3 separate regions of the Mus musculus genome follow, and all the other regions are linked to region 2. A link is a loop called in an ENCODE intact Hi-C map of the cell type or tissue named here. Cell type or tissue: left cerebral cortex. All regions are shown on one strand. Region 1 holds the start of Zfp455 (zinc finger protein 455). Region 2 overlaps Rslcan18 (regulator of sex-limitation candidate 18). Region 3 holds the start of Rsl1 (regulator of sex limited protein 1).

Region 1 (2,500 bases), 86 kb after region 2:
GAGTAATCTTGTAAGCACTTTGAAATAAGCAATTGATTGAATTACAACATCAAGAGACTTTGGGCTTTGACTGTCTTGGGACTATTAAAGTCTATGGGCATGTTGAGAAGTGAATTGTCTTTCTTAGAAACAGATGAAAGTGAAACTCTCAGAGGCTTCCAGGTTACAGAGTATGGTGTTTTTTTTTAACGTATTTGATTGTCAAATTCCAATAAACTTATTTGATATTTCTGATTTGTTTTTGAAATAATCATTTCTCTGTCCTGATTTTGAGAAACTGAGGTTAGTTCAGGGCAGATGCTTTGACTTTCAAAATATTGTCACATAGGAACACTTGTAGATCAGAGCAGGGAAAGGAAATTGAGTAAGAAAGATCAGACCTCTGCAGAGAGAATTCTAACAATGGATAATGGGCCAGTGGCCAGTACACATACCAGTGTGACCTCAGGAGCTGTGTCCTCCCAAGTGTAATCTGAGCAGGGGAAGGAACAACAACATCAACAACGGGCAAACATACCCAGTGGCTTATGTGTACCTGTGTTTGTGAACAACCATTGGAGACCGTTAAAATTGTAGTACAGCTCCCACTAAAAAGGAATTTCTTAAATATATATTAACATTTTAAAGTTTTAACTTTGTTAAATGATCTATACTCTCAATGTGTCCCTGACCAACTAACCACAGTATATACATCCTAATATTTACACAAAACTGTTTTTCATGATGTGGAATCTGATCCATGTATGTCTCATGCAGAGTGTAATTGCAAAGGAACAAGTATTATTTATTTATTTGCAATACTGAGTATTATGACAGAGTCTACATTAGAGTCGAGCGCTTTAAAGTAGGCCAAGTACCTACCATAGTACCTACCATAGTATAATAGTAAAGAAAACAGAGAGAAGGCTACAAATCTAAGACCAGGGAAAGACCACATTCAGTTCCAGGAATAGCTTCGCAAAGACTTCTGGGATATGTAGTCCAAGCAACTGTGCCATCACGAGGAGCCATCCAGGCAATCCCACTTTAGCTTTCGTTTTGTACATTGTGCCTTCCTCAAAGTTTTTGCGAGAGTCCTGAACGGCTGTACACGCCTGTTGTCTCTGTCATGGAGGTTGGTTCATGAAACAGCACAGCCTGGGGCTTTGTGCAAGCATCGGGCTGGGAAAAGGCGGGGAGAGTGGGTGTGGGGAAGGTGGGGACTGAGCGGACCTGGGCTTGGAGGGAGAACGGAAGAAAAGAAGCTGTTGGGATTTGTTGTGCTGATCTGGCTGGGTCACGTGAGGTTGCAGTTCTGGACCAGGAATGGGGCGATTGGGATTGTGTCTGAGGTGAGGGTTTTCATAGGACACCGCAGGGTGTCTTGGACATAGGAACAGACTGGTAGCAGGGGTCAGGATTGCAAGCTAGTGATGGTGAGATGACTACTTGCACCTGAGGCAGTGCTGGGAACTCTTTGACAGCTTTGCTGGGAAGCATGCTCCCCTAGCTGCCCCATTCTCAGGTGGATGCTGTCAGATGCCCCAGTCAGTACCTTTAGAGCAAATGGGGTACCTGGCCCCACTATCCTCTGTACCTGGCCTCCTCCTACGGTCCTGATTATGTTCATTTTCCCTATCAGTTAAGGAATTAAGAGAGAATAAAAATCCAAGTCCCAACAGGTCATAGATGGGAAAATCTGGAACAGAGCAGAGAGATCTGCCAGGATGGGAGGTCACTGAGAGTCTTTGACTATAGGTGAGGAAACACATGTAGTGGATACACAGAGGGAAGTCAGCAAAGCAGGCAACCTGCCACCTGGTTTTACCTTGAGGGCTGGGTTTCCTTAAACCTTGGATAGGTTTCCTGTTCATAAAGTAGGGTTGAATAATTGTAAATAAGACACAATGTCTGCTTGGCACACTATGATTATGTCAACGTGCCTTGATCAGGCCTTGAACCTGAGAACGTTTATGAGCAGGGTATTAGTATCTGGTGAAAATCTCGCGTGGCCTTGTTTTAGGGGGCCAGGCTTTTGTGTCAGGTCAGCAGGGTAAGGAAGAGCTCACAGACCTGTGTGTATTCTTGTGACTTAAAGTAAACAGACCTGTGATAGAAAGACACTTGAGCCTACTGTGAGGCACATTCCTGTCATCTCTGTATTTGTGAGGGGGAGGGGCAGGACCCTCTGGTCAACCCCTGCTTGATAGCAAATTCAAGGCCAATGTAGGCTACCTCAGTCTGTGTCAGAAAACATTTAATCATGCTTGATGGACGTGAGAAATACTCTCTATGATTCATTCCATGTCTTCCAGTGAGAGCCGTGGAAAACCCCTGCAATCAACACTTTGGTGTCTTACAAAGTACACATGCTTCCCTTCTGCCGACCCAATCCATGTGGGATTCAAACTTTGTTTTCACTAACATGCTCTTGTTAAAGATGGTACATTTGGGTGACTATTTGTTTGGATTTACTGTGTGAGGAAGGACTCTCCTCTTTCCCTTGCTTGATTATTCTTCC
Region 2 (2,500 bases):
AAGAATTGCTTCGTCGTATCACCTAGTCCCCTGATCGGAATATGGAATCTCACTGCCCCCTCCTTCAGTGGAACCTGGTTCTGGACACAAGCCTAGAACAACAGAATAGAGTGGAAGTCACAAGAACTCTCGCACCTCCTGTCTGTGTGCCTCAGAGACATTTTGTGAGAGAAGTCCTGACAAACCTTGCCCTTCTCGAGTGTAGGTTCATCGTCCCTGTCCATTCCTTTTCCTCTCCTCGTTCTTCTAGAATGTAAGAGTTTATAAACCTTATAAACAAGAACACTAGATGTTTTACAAACTTTATAAACACGAGTACTTCGTTGCTATACAGTGCGGTCGTGACCAGAAACTCCACTTTCTCTAGACGAGCGGGGAAACCTGGCTACAGCCAGAAGAGAGTGAGTCAGCTAGTACCAGGATGCTTCCACAGCCAAGCTGGAAAGAGAGCTCCCAGCCTTGCCTTTCTTTCCACCATGTGGGAAGCATGTCTGAAGCAGCAGTAGACTGATGGCTGCTCCCAGCACCATCGCCGCCGTCCTCTCCGCAGCGCTGACTTAAATCCTGACTCAGCAGCCCAGCCTTGGTTAGAACAGCCCCTCCAAAGTGAGCTTTTCCCTATTTCATAGATGCCCCGTGACAACTCCTTTAAAGATGGACCTACCCGTCCACACTGCACAATCCCTCGGGCCTGGCGGGCTGCTCTGCACCCTGAACCAGCCTTCACCTCAGAGATCCAACTCCAGCAGGGTAGTTAGAAACTTGTTTGAGTCCAAAGTGGAAAAGGACTCGCTATGAAGGGCGGAACATGCGCAGAAAGAACTCAAAAGGCGCTCTGGCTTCCCTTGCTTGTTACGTCACATCGAGGGAGACTACATTTCCCATAAGTCTGTGTAATGGAGATCCAAGAGTCGCTGAATCCTATGTGAAAGGATGGAAACACACAGGTTCTGCCGCTAGAGGGAGACAGTGGAAGGAAATCAGGCTGCTTTTAAAGTCTTCTGCTCACAACTGTGATGTTGGAATGTGAAACCTTACGCTAATGTTTATTAAGTGTACTGGTTATTTCTGGTCACTTTACTGTGGTTTCACTCAGCTCTGCTAACTGTAGGAAAACGTTCATTTGACTCAATTTTTACTTGGAGATAATTACAAAAAACTAACATGGGAAGTCACCGCTACGTCTTTCGAATGTGCTTTGAAGACAGGTTCGGCGGCAGCCACCTGGTGGCAGCTGCTCCTGTATTGAAATGAAAAGAACAAAAAGGAATTGGAGGAAGCTGGGTGATGTGACAAGTTCCATAAAGTCAGGAGGCCTTGGTTTTAGTGTGCGACACTGAAAACAGCCCACACAGGAGAACCAAAATCAGTCTTGTGGTGGCAGGGACACAGAGAAATTATTCCCTGAATACCGTGGTCTCAGAAATATGTTCCCGGGAACACAAAATGAGCTACAAACCCACTTTGCAGCATGGATGTGTGTACCCTCCTGTCTTTTCATAAGGATTGTCACTCCTGTATCTGTCACTGCTGAGGTCAAATCATATACAAACTCTATACATGTTAGTACTTGCAACAGACACTGATTCTCAAGGAAACTATTTCTGAGCAGACATACTGGGAAGTTCATATTTCATTTTCTCTCACCATAAGCCACTCACATTTTCTCTCTATGGCGTTTTTGTTGTTACTACTTCCTTGAAATGATTGATCATGAGTTGAGTCATAGCAGGTGACAGGTATATAATACATTTACGTTATAATGTACTCGGGAAATGAATACTACACTGCGGTAAAGAAGGAGGCAATAATGACAAGAGAATCCTGCAAGGTTAACAATCCGAAGTATGTCTTCAGAAGAGGTACAAAACTACATTCCCAGTATGTCTATGTGTTTCCTGATGAGAGATGTGTTAATGAAGGTTCCTACAATGTATCTGGGGTAGTGGTACTAGCTCAGTATGTGGTGGCCATAGGGACTCTTGAAAATTGCACAAACAGTTGATTTTACTGGATTTTTCAGGAACATATTTTTAATATGACTTTTAGCAGGTATTTATTCATGTATTTTGTATGAACATTTTTAAAGTGAGGGAATAATATTACCTTCAAATATCACTTTCTTTTCTAAAGTAAAAACCTATTATTTAATGTTCTTTTCTTGGTTTAGTCCAAACAAGTTTTCTCTGTGTAGTCCTGTCAGTCCTAGACCTAAATCAGTAGACCAGAATGGCCTCCAACTCAGAGATCCACCACCCACTACCTCCTGAGTGCTGGAATTAAAGGCGAGCATCACCATGCCCAATGGAAATTTTAATTATATAATTTTCTTTCAATTTTATGTGTATATGTCGGTGTACACACGTATGTAGAATGTATGCATGTACTTTTTTTGTACATTAGCCTGAGCATGTTAGATTAAGGGACCTGATCCTCTGGAACTACTGCTACATGTACTTGAGAGCCATGATGTGCTTGTTGGAAACCAAACCCAGATTCT
Region 3 (2,500 bases), 64 kb after region 2:
GTGATCCCCTGGCTGTTTTGTTAGCAGCCCCATGTACACTGATTTCTGAGGGCTCTCAGAAGGAAATCCTAGTTGCAGGCTACTCAACTATTGTGGTGAGGGTGTATACCACTTTAAAATGTTTGTGCTCTGTACACTCTTGTTTCTACAGTACAACTCAAAGCCTTGTGCATTTATGTCTCACCTGCATACAACAAGTAGGGGAAATGACTGGATGTGTGACCTGCTTTTATTACAGACACCTTTCTACCAACAGATCAACAGTAGTAGTCTCTGTTGGACATAGGTAGCCTGTTAGCTGGTTTTAATCAATGCCTCCATGGGCTTCTTGTTGATCTTCTTTCCAATGTCTGAGAGTCCGGGGCATTAACTCAGGACAAGAGATTTAGAGGAATGTTAGATACACACATGCTTGGGTGTGGCATGGGGATGTCAAATTTTATCTTCAGAGTCAACCTCCTTGGCCTGCTCAAACAGCATGTGTTTCTGTATGTGTAATATTAGCAATGCCCTGGAGGAATTGTTTCTATATATTCAAAAAGTAGAAACACAAACAACAGTATACAAGTTTGTTGGGGCAGACACCAAGCCAGCTTTGTATCCCAAGTCCATTTGTCAAAAGCCACTGAGGAGCTAGGAGCATAGTCAGGAACGCCAAGGCTGGTTTCAAACATTTTATAAAGTTAGTTTTCCTTGCCACGTTGGTTAGTGTATTGCTTTGTTTATTTAACGAACAACTAAGTCAACGTGCCCCCCGTCCCGTCCCCCCCCCCCCGGCCAGGAAGTAGTAATATTAAAATTACTACTAGAAATGACTTGTAAGCCAAAAGTTTCTGTCAAAGGCTTGACTCAAATCCATACATCTCCGATGTGGTTCTGGGGTCGAAAACCAATCTCATTACCCACAGCTTTTCTGCAGATAAGGCTTCCTCCTTGCACCTTCAACTGTGTGTTCCCATCCACAAAACTCTCCAAACAGTAGACTTCACCCACCCTGGGTTCTGGGATTTCCTTCGCACAGACTTCTGGGAGATGTAGTCCGCACCACTGTGACCACTGGGAGCCTTCCAGGAAATCCCCTTCTGAGTTCAGGTCTGTACTCGTGCGTCTTTCTTAAGGTTGGGCGGAAATCGTATGCGGCTATCTATTCCAGTTGTCTCTGACAAGAAGGTTGGTCCAGGCAGCAGCGTAGCCTGGGGCTCTGTGCGGGATCTGTGTCAAGGAGGTTGGTTCAGGAAGCAGCATAGCCTGGGGTTCAGTGCCGGGAGCTGGGCTCTGTCTTGGAGGGAGCGCTTGAGGACTGGGTGGGAGGGCGGAAGCAGCTGCCAGGACTGGCTGTGCTGAACTGGCTGGGGCCACTGAGGCTGCAGTTTTGGAGTGAGGGGACTGGCCTTTTGGGATTGTGTCCTGAGTGAAGGTTTCCTTTAGAACACCGAGAGCAGCCCGAGTCTGCCTTGGTTCTCTGGTACACTGGAGCAGCTTGGTAGTGGAGGACTAGATTGCAAACTAATGGTGATGAGCTGACTACCTGCTCCTGAGAGAGTGCCAGAGCTCACAGACCTGCATTGCTGGAAGCGCGCGTCCCTGGCTGCCCCCATCTCACCTGGATGCTGCCAGAGTCCTTTGTGTCTTTAGAGTAAAAGGGTTTCTGGTCCCCGTGTACTCTGTAGCCAGCTTATAGCAATGGCCTTGAGGTCTGACTGTGTTCATTTTTCGCTGCCAGTAAAGAATTAAGAGAGGAAAAATCCGAGTTACAACAGCTGTCGTGTTGGGGAATTCTGGGACATAGCCAACATATCTGTCTGAATGCACGGAAAATCTTGGACTAGGGTTGAAGAAACACATGCAGTGGACACACAGGCAGGAATGTCTACAAGGCAGAGTGGGATCAAAAGGAGCTCACACCATGTTTCACCTTGAGGGCTGTGTTTACTAAACTTGACAGGACCTCCATCCCTACTTTACAGTTGAGAATTTTTAAAAAAATATTTATTTATTTATTATATGTAAGTACACTGTAGCTGTCTTCAGACACTCCAGAAGAGGGTATCAGATTTCATTACAGATGGTTGTGAGCCACCATGTGGTTGCTGGGATTTGAACTCAGGGCCTTTGGAAGAGCAGTCGGTGCTCTTAACAGCTGAGCCATTTCACCAGCCCCGAGAATTTTTTAAAAAGAGAGTGTCCGCTTGGCCCCAAATGGTTCCGGTCAACATGACATTATCAGGGCTTGGACTTGTTGAGGAAGTTTATGGACATTGTGTATATTTCTGCCATTGTTTCTGTTATCTTGTAACTTTGCTTCCCATGGTAATATGAGGTATAAAAGGGCGGTGAAAAATAAACTCGAGGCTGCTGTGGTATTGACCAGCAATCCTCCCAAGTCTATTTCTTGGCTCTGCATCTTTTCTGCCTCTCCTGTCTTTAATCCTCACTCCATACTCAGAGACTCTTTGACTCTTGACCCAACCTAGGAGTTGCTGCTTCGTGATCTGTGTTG

What was found. A loop is a pair of places that touch in the nucleus more often than their neighbours do. Peaks named below come from ENCODE experiments on the same cell type or tissue, not always from the same donor. Only the 100,000 strongest peaks of a DNase experiment are listed, where the experiment ranks them.
Region 1: it touches region 2 in a loop (7-fold over the local background); 2 of 42 quality-filtered maps call a loop at or near these places.
Region 3: a loop joins it to region 2, with 2.9 times the contacts of the local background. A loop is called at or near these places in 2 of 42 quality-filtered maps.

Annotation. Positions count from the first base shown.
Region 1 is chr13:67,193,481-67,195,980 of GRCm38, forward strand. It overlaps Zfp455 (zinc finger protein 455), which reads left to right and starts at 1,026. Exons shown (of 4, transcript NM_001048204.1): 1 at 1,026-1,114. The coding sequence starts at 1,109. In left cerebral cortex, no CTCF peak of the experiment used is centred here; a DNase peak (open chromatin) is centred at 1,091; H3K4me3 peaks cover 1,022 bases; H3K27ac peaks cover 722 bases.
Region 2 is chr13:67,107,785-67,110,284 of GRCm38, forward strand. It overlaps Rslcan18 (regulator of sex-limitation candidate 18), which reads right to left. Exons shown (of 7, transcript NM_001256052.1): 3 at 186-269. Among named protein-coding and RNA genes, the nearest start is that of Rslcan18, 5.0 kb to the right of the region's middle. In left cerebral cortex, CTCF peaks have their summits at 980 (motif pointing right) and 1,183 (motif pointing left); a DNase peak (open chromatin) is centred at 903; H3K4me3 peaks cover 1,524 bases; H3K27ac peaks cover 1,061 bases.
Region 3 is chr13:67,172,084-67,174,583 of GRCm38, forward strand. It overlaps Rsl1 (regulator of sex limited protein 1), which reads left to right and starts at 1,099. Exons shown (of 4, transcript NM_001013769.1): 1 at 1,099-1,170. The coding sequence starts at 1,135. In left cerebral cortex, no CTCF peak of the experiment used is centred here; DNase peaks (open chromatin) are centred at 1,067 and 1,749; H3K4me3 peaks cover 1,280 bases; H3K27ac peaks cover 466 bases.